3 separate regions of the Homo sapiens genome follow, and regions 1 and 3 are each linked to region 2. A link is an interaction called in ENCODE POLR2A ChIA-PET data of the cell type or tissue named here. Cell type or tissue: GM12878. All regions are shown on one strand.

Evidence for each region. ChIA-PET counts read pairs that join two places held together with the same protein. Peaks named below come from ENCODE experiments on the same cell type or tissue, not always from the same donor. Only the 100,000 strongest peaks of a DNase experiment are listed, where the experiment ranks them.
Region 1: POLR2A ChIA-PET joins it to region 2 with 6 read pairs; 1 of 35 experiments calls an interaction of 5 or more read pairs at or near these places.
Region 3: POLR2A ChIA-PET joins it to region 2 with 5 read pairs; 2 of 35 experiments call an interaction of 5 or more read pairs at or near these places.

Annotation. Positions count from the first base shown.
Region 1 is chr5:169,668,844-169,673,843 of GRCh38, reverse strand. DOCK2 (dedicator of cytokinesis 2) reads right to left here. Exons shown (of 52, transcript NM_004946.3): 3 at 4,516-4,556; 4 at 3,247-3,302; 5 at 2,670-2,766. Among named protein-coding and RNA genes, the nearest start is that of DOCK2, 34 kb to the right of the region's middle. In GM12878, a CTCF peak has its summit at 2,055; a DNase peak (open chromatin) is centred at 2,573; H3K4me3 peaks cover 1,196 bases; H3K27ac peaks cover 3,124 bases.
Region 2 is chr5:169,803,212-169,808,211 of GRCh38, reverse strand. The region is part of intron 26 of DOCK2 (dedicator of cytokinesis 2); the gene reads right to left. Among named protein-coding and RNA genes, the nearest start is that of DOCK2, 170 kb to the right of the region's middle. RefSeq lists enhancers at 1-27, 2,662-2,711, 2,842-2,891. In GM12878, no CTCF peak of the experiment used is centred here; a DNase peak (open chromatin) is centred at 2,451; H3K4me3 peaks cover 883 bases; H3K27ac peaks cover 4,116 bases.
Region 3 is chr5:170,112,348-170,117,347 of GRCh38, reverse strand. No RefSeq gene overlaps it. Among named protein-coding and RNA genes, the nearest start is that of FOXI1, 9.0 kb to the right of the region's middle. In GM12878, no CTCF peak of the experiment used is centred here; no DNase peak of the experiment used is centred here.

The sequences.
Region 1 (5,000 bases), 130 kb after region 2:
ACAAGGTCAAACAACATGGATCCCTAGGTGATTCTCTCCCACTCCATTTCCATCCTTCTGTGTAAGGGAAAGAGAAAGTTGCAGTTTCATAGTAATATGTCTCTAACACCTCTCACATATTGTTAATGTCTTTTTTAACAAACAGAGAGAAAAGGTTTGGACTCAGAGCTTTTGACAGGTACAATAGCAAGCATGTTCCGGAGGCTAAGGCGGGAGGATAGCTTGAGGCCAGGAGTTTAGCACTGCAGTGAGCTATGATGGTCCCACTGCACTCCAGCGGGGGTGACAGAGCAAGACCCTGTCTCTAAATTTTTTTTTATAAAAATAATGTTATCTTGTTTTCATTGTATTTAGATGAATAATGTTCTTCTAATTGTGTCAAGTACTTTTGTCTTTCCATTTGGGAAAGTGTGGGTGGTATAATTAAAAAAACAACAACAAAAAAATATATATATATACACACTTGATTTTTGTCCTTGGTTCTTGAAGCAGTGCTCCTAAAACTCCTGCAATGACCAGAGTGATAAGAATGTATTTTGTTATTCCTAACAATCCCCTTTCAATGATACCTGAGTTTATGCTAATGAGGTGATTCTAGGTGGGCCCCTAGATAGCTTCAGGATGAGGGGCTGGTTGCAGAGGAACCAACTAGGAACCAAACCCCCAATCACATGATTAGAGGGTTGGAACTTAGCCCCACTCCCCTCCACCTGCCCCACCCCAACCTCTGGGAGGGGAGGGGGACTGAGGATTGAGCTCAAGCACCAATAGCCAATAATTTAATCAATCATGCCTGTGTAATGAAACTCTGATTAAAACTCTTGGTTAATAACATTTGAGGGGCTTCCCAGAAGGTGAACACATCAATGTGCTGGGAGGGTGGTGTGCCGAGGACACGGAAGCTCTATGCCCCTCTATGCCTAGCCCTGTGTCTCTTCCACAAGGCTGATCCTGAATTACATTCTTTATAATAAAACCGTAATCACATGTATAGCACTTTCCTGAGTTCTCTGAGTTGTTCTAACAAATTATGAAACTGGAAGTGAAAAAAGGGGGTGCCCAGGCAGGGAGGGGTAGTGAGAATCCCTGAATTTATAGCCAAGTCCAACAGAAGTTCAGGTAACCTGGGAACCCAGGACTTGCGACTGGCATCTAAAGTGAGGGCAATCTTGTGGGATTGAGGCTTTAAACCCATGGAGTCTGGCAGTAACCCTGGGTAGTCAGCGTTGAACTGAATTGTGGGGCATCTAGTTGGTGACGGGGAATCAAGAACTGCTGGAATGATGCAGCATGCTATCTCATTCTTTATGTCTATAGATTCAGGTTTACTGAAAGGAGATCCAAAGCAGCTATTAAGTAAATATTACACAGGTTGTATGCAGATATGGCAAGAATCAGGAATGTGATACCGAAGTACTAGATGTTGAAGGATCTCCTGACTAGAGTAAATGGACTTACTGCTATTCAAAGATTTCCTAAGGGAAAATGCCAAGCTTCAATGGTACGTGTGATTGTGATGTTTTAAAAGGGGTAGTAGGCCGGGCGTGGTGGCTCATGCCTGTAATCTCAGCACTTTGGAAGGCCAAGGTGGGTGGATCACTTGAGGTCAGGAGTTCAAGGCCAGCCTGACCAACATGATGAAACCCCATCTCTACTAAAAATACAAAAAATTAGCTGGGCGTGGTGGCGGGCACCTGTAATCCCAGCTACTCAGGAGGCCAAGGCAGGATAATCACTTGAACCCAGGAGGCAGAGGCTGCAGTGAGCCAAGATCATGCCATTGCACTCCAGCCTGGGCAACAGAGCGAGACTCCATCTCAAAAAAATAAAAAATAAATAAAAAAAAAAGGTCAGCGTATAGTGGAGATGAACAAAAAATTGCTTTAGCCACAAGGATACTATTTTTCCCCTACACTTTTCTAAAAACTTTGAGAAACATGTAAAATTGAGTGTGCCAATTACATCTTCATATTATGAAATGTCCACATGGGAGTCAACATTTAAGACCACGAAAGGTAAGTCTACAAATCCTGTGCATACACCAGCAGGTGTCCACGGTGCCATAATAAACATGCAGTAAGCCTTGGTTGACATTTTCACTCTCAGCTTAATGGTTTGCTTAGCTAATTGCTTTCATTAGGAGCTTTAGAGCATCAAAGGAGGATTTAAAATTAGATTTGCTTCAAAACAGGGAAAACAAATGCAAAAATATATTCTTTGTTTTTCCAAAGTCAAAACTTCTTCATAGATGTGAGGACAATAGCCATTGGTTAAAGTATAAGAACAGTATTTCTCAATGTGTTATCAGCAGACTAGCAAATCAAATCTGAGTTTATTAAAAATGCAGATTATTAAACCCCTTGGGAGGAAGCTTTATTTTTAACAGTTCTTAAGGTGATTCTTATGCATGCTCAAGTTTGACAACTTCTGCACTAAACACCGAAGGTTCACAGTAGACTCCATTGATTATGGCTCTGTCACTAGCTCTGTGGCTTTGAGAAAGTCCCTGATCCTCTCTGGGCCTTGATGTCCTCACACGTAATAGTGTGCGCTCTGCTATGTCACCAAAGCCACCTCCACCTGCCTGACTCAATGCTAAAATGAAAACTGGAACCAAACTGAAGATTGCAAGAAGCTTCCAACTCAGGGAGCAGAGTTCTGAGTCTCACCACATAGAGTTGTTTCCAGATGCTTCCCCATTCCCAAAGTGTCGTTGTCACTTCTTGTGCCAGAGGAATTTCTGCAGGAATGATGTTCTCAGTATTTCTATTTAAGGTGGGAGAAAAAGTGGTGTGAAATTGAGACCCAGGTGCTAACAAGATAAAACACCAACAAATTTGCATTAAGCTGCAGCTGCGGAGGGGCCTTCCTGACATTAGACTAAAACACCTCCAATAGCCACACCAACTACATTATGCAAATACAAGGGACTTGCTTTGTTATGTCCTCCTTCGCTAGGGTGGGCTCATTATTTAGGATTAATCTACTTTAATACAGTTCTAAGGTAGCTGCCAGCAAAAAGTTTGATTCTCCAAACTAATACCCCCTCAGAGTCAGATCTCAGTATGAATCAATTTGGATTAGATCTCCCATTGAGTAACGGAAAGGAGACCCACAAATATACACAGGCACAAAGAAGATAAGCTGAGCAACCCTCAGCTCTTCCAAGTCAGATTTTCAAAATAAACAGGACAGAGACATCCATGAGCCACTGGAGGCTCAAGTCTGGTGAAGAATGGCAAATACCTTCTTTTCTCAACTGTCACTTCCTTGATGTGGATAAATGACTTAGGAAAAATGCCCTGTTGGAAACAAAACAAAACAAAACAAAATAAAATAAAAAGATATATCACCACAGAAATGAATGACCCTACGTCTTTATAATTTTTTTCCAAAAGCTACTGGCTTATAAAATCCCCAGACTTTAAAGGAATAAACCCAGAGCCAGATAGAACAGGGGCTGGATTCTAAATCTACTTGTTTAGATCTGGCTTTCCCTCCAGTTCTCCATCAGTTGCTCTAGATCCCACAATAGCCCTAGATCTCACCATAGCCCTAGATCCCAAGGGATGCTCCAACCCATTATGGCCACTCATCCTGCAGGTGGGCTATAAGACAGTATCGTTTGAAAGACAACCTAAACCACTCACTGACTTTAAGCGAGACGAGGAGCTCTGCTTCTCCCATTGCCTGCCCGATTCCGGAAAGCGGTCACCCTTCACAGTCAGGAACAACTGGAAGGTCAGAAATAACTGGTCCTGAAGCAACAATGTTCCTAGGTGCATTTGGGCTAGTTCGATTTGAGACCTATTCTGCCTGCATTTATTCCATTGTTCTTTGAGAGAGCAGAATAGGACCATCCCTCCCGACACAGCATGTCAGGGAAGAAGGAAGAAGCTTCTATTATTTCCTTACTCCATACATTTGGCTCAGTTAACAAGGTAAGTTTATCAATTACTTGGAAATCCCTTCATAAATGCAACCAATGTGCATACTGGGGACATCTGGTCACTGTGCTAGGTGCTGTGAGAGAAAATGAGACAAGCAAAGCAAGCGCCTGCTCTCATGGAGACAATAGTGAAATGTGAGGTTAGAACAAGAGAACCCCTCAAAAGTAGAAATCAGGCCTGTCCTTTCTGTGTTGACCTGGGTATACGGATGAGGAGATGACTGAATGCTGCAAACAACTCTAAAGGAAGGCAGTAGAATAAATTTCAAATTTATAACGCACAATTCCACAGAGACTCGAGGAAGGGAGAAATCATAAGTGAGTGGCATATCAGGAAAAGTTGCAGGGAGATGGCACCAGAGATGAACCTTAAAGAATGAGGGAAAGTGGGAGGGAGCTGAGCACAGCGAGTGACAAGGCACAGAGGTCAGAGAGCACAGGGCACAGGAGGGAGAGATGGATTCCCTTTGCTGAGGAGCAATGGTGGGAGAGACCTGCTCAGATGGGATAGCGGGGCCATATGAAGACCTCCAGTACTGACACAAATAAAAACCAGGTGACCTTACCTGTAACATTTTGTGCTTTATGAGGTATCCCCTATACCAGTCTGCAAAAAGAAAACAAAGAAACAGTTCCCTCATTTATTACAAGTTTGTTGCTAGTGTTTTTCTGTTTTGTTTTGTTTTGTTTTAAACTAGTAAAACTACTGCAAATTGCTTTAGACCTTGGGTACAGATCAAACTCTGGAAGCTCATAGTCTTTGAAATCTGTTGAATTGGTTGCCAACATCTCAAAATAACATCTAAAAATAGACTTCATATAAAGGTGCTCCTGATTTTGAAAAATCAGGAGCCCCAGTAGTGCTGGCCAGTGCTCCCAACTGGCTGGGAGGAGAAAAGCAGCAGGGTCCACCAGACAGAGCATCTGCCTCCAGTCCACCAGCCTCAACGCAGCCCCTCCCTTGTGTCCATTGCCTTCCTGGGCCCTGTGACCATCTGCATGCTTTCAATTCCTGCCTTCGGGACAAAGAAATGCTCCTGATTTGGGCAAA
Region 2 (5,000 bases):
CTATTCTTGGATGTTCCATGGAACATCAATGGGTTGTTCCATGATGCCAACTAAAAGCCAGTAAAAATGGCTATGCTCTTGTCAGCAGAGAAGGTCCAAACAACCAGGAGAAAAATCCAGAACATTTGCTCTGGGGGCCTTTTTTATTAGTTTTCATCTAAGTGTTCAATTTTGAGAAGTTGGTGCCTGTAGAAAGCAAACAGCACATTCTACAGTCTGGATTTTCAAAGTTGGATCTTTGCATATTCCATGTCCCTTCTATCCCATGAAGATGAATTCATGAGTACAAATTAATGTGTTTGAAATATTTGCCATTTTGTGGTTTATTAAATGCATATTGGAAGATGCTAGATTTTTTTTTTTTTTTTTTTTTTTTTTGAGACAGAGTCTTGCTCTGTCTCCCAGGCTGGATTGCAGTGCCATGATCTCGGCTCACTGCAAGCTCCACCTCCCAGATTCACGCCATTCTCCTGCCTCAGCCTCCAGAGTAGCTGGGACTACAGGCGCCCACCACCACGCCCAGCTAATTTTTTGTATTTTTTTAGTAGAGACGGGGTTTCACCGTATTAGCCAGGATGGTCTCGATCTCCTGACCTCGTGATCCGCCCGCCTCGGCCTCCCAAAGTGCTGGGATTACAGGCGTGAGCCACATGCACCCAGCCGGAAGATGCTAGATTTTATAGACTGGACAGGGTTCTTAAATTAAGAAGGTAAAGAACTGAGAATGAGCCCAGCTATTCCTCTATTTCCAGTGAATACTAAAGGAAAAAAAAAGACAGGTCATATTAGAGCAATGGTTTCTGAGCATGGCCTCTACATTGGTAGCATCAACAGCACCTGGGAACTTGCTAGAAAAATAAGTTACTGGACGCCAGGACCCCACCGTCCAGACTAATGATCAGAAACGTGTTTTAACAGCTCCTCCAGGTTACTGGGGGTGCCTGCTCAGGTTTGAGACCTGCTCAACACCTGTGGCTCTTCATGCTGGCTGACAGTTAGCATCACCTGGTAATCATCACCTTTTCATTGCAGTGCCCCACCCACCCCAGACCAATTCAGTCAGAATACTTGGGACAGGGGCCTAGGTATTACTGCTTTTGATGCAAGATTTTTCTTCTCAGTCGCTTTGCAAGCCGGGGACCCCCAGCCAGTGACGCCCTGCCCAGGTCTCACTCAGCCCATCCAGCTCACCAACTATGTTATAGCTTGTACCCATATTCAGCGGTTCCGGATCTCTTGTGCCGCACCCAAGAAGAATGAGGATACGTGGGGCATTGAAGGGTGAGGAGGGCGGAGAATAATTTTCTTGAGCAGTGAAAACGGCTTTCAGTGGGGGGGCGGGGGGATGGTGGGGGGTGGAGGTGGGGCACTGGTTCCCCTACCCCAAGATTGGAAAGTTGTCCCCTCCCCGTCCCTCCCCACACCTTGTGTGACTGGGTCTGGGGCCTTTTATAGACTCAGAATGGGGACTGCCGATTTGTTTGTTAGTACGCAAAAAAAGGTTAAAGGGAAGACACCACTCAAAGGTGGGCATGACAGTGTAGAAAACCAATTAGGAAAAGGTAAGTTTATGTAAAATAAGCGAAGGGTGGGGATCAATCAGAGGAAAGTGTGCCAAATGGTAGGACAAGTTCTCAATCCAGTCTGAGGATTTAACATACAGCTTGACTTTCAGGTTTTAAACTCTTCGGCTTGGAGATGGGGTTTCACCGGGGACCCACCCCATCTTCCTACCCATTTGGCTGACTCCTGCTAGTTTGACTTTTAAAAAGCTCCCCGGGTGGCTTGTAATCCCAGCACTTTGGGAGGCCAAGGCAGGAGGATCACTTGAGGCCAGGGGTTTGAGACCAGCCTGGGCAATATAGTGAAACCCCATCTCTACAAATTAATTAATTAATTAACTAATTAACCAAGTGTGGTGGCTGGTACCTATAGTTGTATCTACTCAGGAGGCAGAAGCAGAAACCTGGCTCAAAAAAAAAAAAAAAAAAACTCTCGAGGTGATATGACTATGCAGGCAATGAGGCAATGTTGAGAGCCGCTATATATTAGAACATGAGAAATTTAGGTACTTTTGGGCCTCTCATTTTCAGTTTAGCTCAAAGTAATCATGGCTACTGAATGCCTCCTATTCATTGAAGAAGCTTTTGAGAAAAGAAGAGAGATTTCCATCTTCATGAGCAGGAGAGGTGAGATGTGAAGCTCACCAAAAGCATCAAAATTTCTACCAAATTCAATGGTGATAACAGTATTTAATAACTCATCCAGCAAAGACAGTTGCTCACCCGGAGAAAGGGGTGGGTTAGTCCCCACAGTCAGAATTCATTATAAGAGCACTGCACTCAGAGGCGGTAAAGAGTGACACGCACCTCCCACACACCTCAAGTCCAGATGCCACAATCCCCCACGGGGAGCTCAGAGCCTCCCACTCACTTCTTGGCTTTGAAGCCCTAAGTATCGAGGGTGTGTAAGACAGCAAGCAGCCTCTTCTCACCAGTGTCTGATGTCAGGGAATGTGCAAAAGGGTGACAGCCTGTCAGGGTAGAGCTCTAGGGGGCCACTCCCCTGGGATGGGCAGAGCCTCAGCATCCTACTTCACAAATAACTGTGAACTGGGGCCATCTTTCCACCAAACCAGGAACTTGACAATTAGCACATTATAACTGGATCCCCCAAACTGGGGGCCACTGGCATATTCCCAAGGACCCACATTTTTTTCCCCATTTAAAGGGATCTGAGCATTACTAAAATGTAAAAAACACTGTGGATTGGCTTTTCAACAGAAAGAGGCAAATTTTTTTTTAAGACAGAGAGTCAGGGTCTGTTCTGTCACCTGGGCTGAAGTGCAGTGGCAAGATCATAGCTCATGGAAACCTTGAACTCCTGGGCTCAAGGAATCCCCTCACCTCAGCCTCTCAAGCAGCTAGGACTATAGGTACATGCCACCACACCCGGCAAATTTCTTTTCTTTTCTTTCCTTTTTTTTTTTTTTTTTGTAGAGACAGAGGTCTTGCAATGTTGCCCAGGCTGGTCTCAAACTCCTGGCCTCAAGTAATCCTCCTCCCTGGGCTACCCAAAATGCTGGGATCACAGGCATGATCAACCTCCCTGGCTGAGGCAACATTATATAGGATGTTACCACAGAAATAATAGACAAACCCTCATGTTTCTACACTATGAGTAAGACTGAAATCTCCCTTTAAAAAAACAATTTTTAAAAAGATCAAATAGCTAAGACTGGAACCAGCTCAACAGCTGGCTACTGAATGTCCTTATAGAAACATCATCACCCTAACATCATCATCTGAATGAATCTAGAATATCTAAGCTTTTGGTTATTATACTGTCTTTCCATTAAATGAGGTAGGAGTAGAAAGAAAAAGACCATGCCTTTGTATCCCCTATGCCTGTGATTACACAGAGTCTGAATCAGACTGACCTGTGTTTGAATTTTGACCCTGACATTTATTTGCTCTATTTATTTGGCCTTGAATGCTAATGAAGTCTATGAATTTCAGGTTTTTCATCTCTAAAATGGGAATAATAAGCCTTAGTATCTAGGATCAGGGTGAGCAGAGAGAATGCGCAGATTGCATTTAGCACAGTGCCTAGAAACCAACAAATAGAGATATGATCATTAATTATTCACCACTGAACACTAGCTGAAGCTTCACCTCCTTTGTGTAGGCTTCCTTGACAAAAATGCTTACGCGCACGCGCGCGCGCACACACACACACACACACACACACACACACACACACACACACACACACTTTGTAGCTCTTGTACCCCAAATATGCATCTAGATTTTAGTCGTTATATATTGGGGATAGGTTTTCTTGTTCCCAGTGCCTAGCGCACACCGGGTATGTCATATGTATTAATATTTCTGCATGAATGAATGAAGCAAGCTATGCATATGTAGTAATAAGACAAGAAGCGGCTTAATTGGGATGGTAAGTGTAGAAAGGAAGAGACAGGAGAAGACAGTATGCAAGGAAATTGATCATAATGGTTGACTATGGATCTGACCAGTAAAGGAACATTGCTCTGCAGAGTTTTCGAATTACAGTCAATAATAGACACAGTTCATTCAGAAAGCTCTTCTCTGAGGATGTTCTAGGGAGGAGAGAGAAAGGGGCAATGCTCACACAAATGCTTAGAAAAAAATGTATTGGTTGTTTGGGTCTATGTAGTCCTCTGAAGCCAGTCCCATCTAAGGACTGAATACCTCCTGGACATTACTCAAGGACAAAGAGGAGCTGCCAGAGGAACCTGGGTCAGATCCAGCACCCTCCTTCCATCTTCCAATGCTTAAGAATTCCAGGCCTGGGTCTAATCACTACCTCTCAGTCTTCACCACCCCATCTGGCTTATCTTCTGCAGATTCAGCCCTTTGGAAGCCCTCCACTTACTCCCACTGAGACTTTCCTTTGGTTTCCGTCCCCAGCTAATCTCTGAATGACGTCTACAAAATACACAGTAACTTCACGGCCACAGGCATCTCCCTACCACCATCCTACTCCACACCCTATCTCTGGAATCTGAGCCCCAGCAATCTGCTCATCCAGGAAGAGGCTTAATCATTTTTGTCATTTCAGAAGGTAACTGAAGAAACAAAACCGAAGTAAATCAGCTAAGAAAGCAGACACGAGAGTTTTCTTGCTGTCTAGGCATAGGAAACTCCTCCTCCCACCCCTGCAAACTAGGGCGTGAGTACGTGGACAAGCCATCTTAAAAGGCTGCAATAATGTCTATACCCACATTCTGAGAAAGCCTGGCCAACAAGACACACAGAGACAAAATGCTAACATGATTAACTCCAGTCCCCTAGCCATCCTTCACAGCAATGGGGGTTAGTCACAGGAAAAGTAGGCCTGCTGAGCAAGCCGTTGACTTTTATCTTTAGACTCCAGCTGCTATCCATCAGTATCAATATTTCACAATGTAATCAACTTAGCCCTAGTCTGAGTCCAGGATATCTACATCATCAGGAGGA
Region 3 (5,000 bases), 310 kb before region 2:
CTCATTACCCCTGTAAGCTGTAGTTCTCCCAGGTGTTGTGTGATTGAGCCTTCGTTTCTGAAGATACTTTTAATTTTTTTTCCAAGAAGAATCTATAACATTGACCCAGTGAGAGATCAATGGCTTATTGATTTGCATCAAATTGATAATTAAGAGGCATTTCCTCTGGGCAAGCTGCTTGGCAGGCTTTTTCCACATATCCTAATTGATGCTCATCAAAATCCTGACATTGGCTACATTCTTTATCTCCATTTAATATATGATGAATTGGAAGCTCAGAGGGGTGATGTCACAGGCCCAAGGTCTCCAGCAGATAAAAAGCCAAATCAGGATTTGAACCTTGCTCTGTCTAGATCCAAAACCTGGGTTCTTATTCTTATTTAGGGAGAGGGGAGTCTGGGGACAGAGAGTTTATACCAACGGTGTCCTGGAGCTTGCTCAAACTGGCTCAAAACAGCTGATTGTTAGCTTTTCAGGAGCTTTATGTTAAGCACAGCTGTTATTAAAAATTAAATAAACTTATAGTTAAATAAATTATATTATAAACAAAGGTAGTAAATAAATATTTAATTTTTTTTTTCTTCCAAAGGCTGGCAGTTTGTTACAGTATGAATTTTTTGTTGTGGCTCTAAAAATAGGGCAATCCTTCTCCTTCCCATTGCAACATAACTTTACCTAAACCAGCCAGGGCCTGGGATCAGGACAGTAATCAGTAGCTTTTTATTGTTTTTGTCTTTGATCCTCTCTCTGAATCAGGGTTAAACCCAGTTATCATTGGACAAAGGGGCACTTGAGCATCACAAAGAATAGCTGGGAGTAACTGGGGAGTGACCAAGGTTAGTCTTGAGAGTGCCACCCACCCCAGTGCCTTAGACAGAATTAGGAGTGCTAGACCAAAGTCTGCAGGGATGGGGGCTGAAGTGCTAAGGTCTTAGGAATTTCTTCTGGGGATAAATAGGTGCAAAGATTAATGACTTGTAGGAAATTGTATCCATCCAACCATCCATCCATCCATACATCAATCCATCCATCCACCCACCCACTCATGCATCCATCCATCCATCCATCCATCCATCCATCCATCCATCTATCCATTCAATGTTCTCCAAGCACATTCGCTATACCAGGGACTGTGCCAAGTGCCAAGGGAGCCACTGACACCTGGTTCCTGCCCTCAGAACTCAGTCTACAGAAAGCCAGACAAGTAAAGAGAAAAAGGCAACACATGGGTAAGTGTCCCATACTGTAAGAACGCACATGATTGGACCTTTGCTAGCCAGGAATGGCTTCCTGGAGCAAGTAACTTCTTAGATGAGAATTGAAGGCAAGGGTAAGGAAGGAAGGCCTTGGGGAAGAAGAAAGGAGACCTGGCAGAGAAAACAGCCCCTGGAAAGGCCCAGAGATGAAGATGGCAATAGCAGGAGAGTGTGACAACTAGTATTTTAGGGAGAGGGGAGTCTGGGGACAGAAATTATGGGTGTTTATACCAATAGTGTCCTGGAGCCTGCTCAAACTGGCTCACAACAGCTGACTGTTAACTTTTCAGGAGTTTTATGTTAAGCACAGCTTTATTAAAAATTAAATAAACTTCTAGTTACAATTATATTATAAAGAAAGGTAATAAATAAATATTTAAAACTCATTGCTTCTTGATTATTTTACTACATTTGATTATTTTCTATGCTCTGGGTGTTATTTACACCTATTGTGTGTATATGGTGGAAATATGATTTAATGTTGTGCTACTGCACGTATCTTCCCAACTCTGTCTTCAGTTACAGTGCATGGGAAGCTTGAAATCAGTTGTGAAGGGAGTATTTACACCACGGAAATGGGCAGACATTACAAATCCGGGGGACCCTTTTTTCTCCAGCAAACCCATTGTTAAACATTTATCAGCATATGACTGAGTTAATGTGCGTATGTAAAAATGCAGAAATCACAAGTGTAATCTCAATACATTTTCCTAAAGTGAACACATCTGTGTGACCAGCACTCAGATAAAACAGTAGGTGATTACCAACCCTACCTCATGCCCTTTTCCAGCCAGTAGCCTCTTCTTCCCCCAGAGCTAATCACTATCCCCACTGCCTCCATGCCTCTTAGAAACTCTCAGGAAGGCTTCTCCCCGCCCCTCATTCTCATAGCCCCCCCTTCTGAATTTTGGTGCTAGAATCTGGGCATTTATTTTCTCATGATCTTGTTTTAAGTATTTTAAAATTACGCTAAGAATACAGCATGATTGGGGAAAAAAAAATAAAACATGCTAATATGATTTGGCTGTGTCCCCACCCAAATCTCATCTTAAATTGTAGCTCCCACAACTCCCATGTGTTGTTAGAGGGATCTGGTGGGAGGTAATCGAATCATGGGAGTGGGTCTTTCCCATGCTGTTCTCATGATAGTGAATAAGTCTCACCAGATCTGATGGTTTTTTAAAGGGGAGTTCCCCTGCACAAGCTCTCTCTTGCCTGCTGCCATGTAAGATATCCCTTGCTCTCCCGCCATGATGTTAGGCCTCCCCAGCCATGTGGAACTGTGAGTCAATTAAACCTCTTTCCTTTATAAATTACCCAGTCTCCGGTATGTCTTCATTAGCAGTGTGAAAACCGACTAATATACAGGAATATGCAGGACATCTCTTGAGGCCACTTCCTGCTTACATTGACTCCTCTGGGCAGGTAGAGGGGATCTGAATCCAATTGAGTCTGATGCTAAGCCTGAGGCCCTAGCCAGAGAGATGATGCCAGAGCACGGGCTTCGAGAGCCATGCACATTAGTGTGGACCCGAAGGATAAGGGGCCAGTGAGGGGCTCTGAGGAGGGCAGAGGCAGGCGTGACCAGCTCTGTCCCTTAGGAAGTTCACACTCTGTAGTGCGGAGGCAGAGGCTGGAGGCAGAGAGACCAGCCTGGAGGCTGTCGCTGATCAGGAATGCAGAGATGATGGTGCCCCGAGCTGATGCAACATCTTCCTGATAGCATTATCCCACATTTGATTGTTCCAAAATCTGTGGAAAAGGAATTGTCTCCCTGTGGGGATACTGTCTCCAAATTCCCAGTTCAGGGGTTTTCTCCTAGCATCTGGGTTAAGAGCACAGGCTCTGGAGCTGGGGATACCTGTGTTTGAGGTCTACCTCAGGTGATAGCTGCATGGTCTTGGAAAAGTTACTCAATGTCTCTGAATACTGGTTTACTTCCATACCAAATACAAATAATGATAGTGTCAGCTTTAGTAGCATTGAGATTGTTAAGCAATCTATAGGAAGTACATAGGCCTGGCAAGGTGGCTCACACCTGTAATACCAGCAGTCTGGGAGGCCGAGGTGGGCAGATCACCTGAGGTCAGGAGTTTGAGACCAGCCTGGCCAAAATGGCGAAACCCCATCTCTACTAAAAATACACAAATTAGCCAGGCATGGTGGCATGCCAGTTACTCGGGAGGCTGAGGCAGGAGAATCGCTTGAACCTGGGAGGCAGAGTTTGCAATGAGCCAAGATCATGCCACTGCAGTCCAGCCTGGGTGATGGAGCAAGACCCTGTCTCAAAAAAAAAAAAAAAAAAAAAAAAAAAAGGGAAGTACATAGTTCATCCTAAGCATGCAATAAACGTTAAATGCTGCTGTTACCTCATCTGCCTGAACTGAAAGAAAAGCAGGAGAGTTCCCCCCAAATAGTTATACCACTTTCATGACAGACCCTGCATTTTGGCCTTCTGCTTGGGATTCCAATGGCTTCTGCAAGGGAGGAGCATATGTCCAAGGGGTCACATGGGGGCCCACAAGTAAAAGGAAGCAAATGGTGCCTTCAGCATTGCAATATTTCCGCCCCACAAGAACCTCAAAGAAACACTGAATAGAGAGAGTCAGAGACAAAGGCCAATTTCATTGTGTTTTCACAGCAGCTCCTAAGGAGAATATCAAAAGGCAGGTCAGCAGAGAAAGCAGCCCAGGTCTCTCTCCTTCGGGGCTGAAGGAAAGCAGGGGGCAGGCAGGAAGTCAGTGTATAGGGCAGGGGGCTGAGCTAAGCCTTCCACAGAGACAAAGCTTGGGCCTCCTGTGATGTGCTGGCCGACACAGCTTTCCTGATATGGATGCTATGTCCCTGTGCTCTCTCTAGTAAGCAGACTGATGGTTCTCTTGATGGCAGGCTTCACAGTGCCCATTTACAGGGGAGTGGGGGAGCCTGATATTTAAAGCATGTAGACTGTGGTCTGAGATCTTGAGAGGCTGCTTAAACCCTGGGTGTCCCAGTTTCTGCATAGGTCAAATGGACAAAATACTCCCCAGCACCCACAGCGTTGTGAAAATGACAGGAGATAACTGCATGCTCCAGTCCCGAGGGCCTGGTGCATGGCAGGGGGCTCATAAATGCTGGCTACTTCCCTGCAGCCCCTCCGCTCTCTCCTCAAACTCCCCTTCCTTTCCAGTCTTGTGCTTGATCTCTGCTGGACTCTCCAGGAACTCCGAGGAGAGCTTCTGCCACCTTTAAACTCCCACAACACTCTCACCAGCTTGGCATTAGCTTTTCAGCAAGTCTGAACATTTGTTTTTCTGACTCTCACGTTTTATTTTATTTTATTTTTTTTGAGACAGAGTCTCACTCTGTTGCCCAGGCTGGAGTACAGTGGCACAATCTCAGCTCACTGCAACCTCTGCCTCCTGGGCTCAGGTGATCCTCCCACCTCAGCCTCCTGAGTAGCTGAGACTACAGGCACACGCCACCACACCTGGCTATCTTTTTAAATTTTTTGTAGAGATGGGGCTTCATTGTGTTGCCCAGGCTGGTCTCAAATTCCTGGACTCAAATGATCCTCCTGCCTCGGCCTCCCAAAGTGCTGGGATTACAGGTGTGAGCCACCACGCCCAGCCTTGACTCTCACGTTTTAGATAAGTTGTTGTTCTCACATTGATTCCCCTTTCTTTCAATGGTGGCTGCCTAAGAGCCATGTCTGTGCTAAGGGAACTCATTCCTCAGCCATAGCAGAAAGAGCTCAGCTTGGGT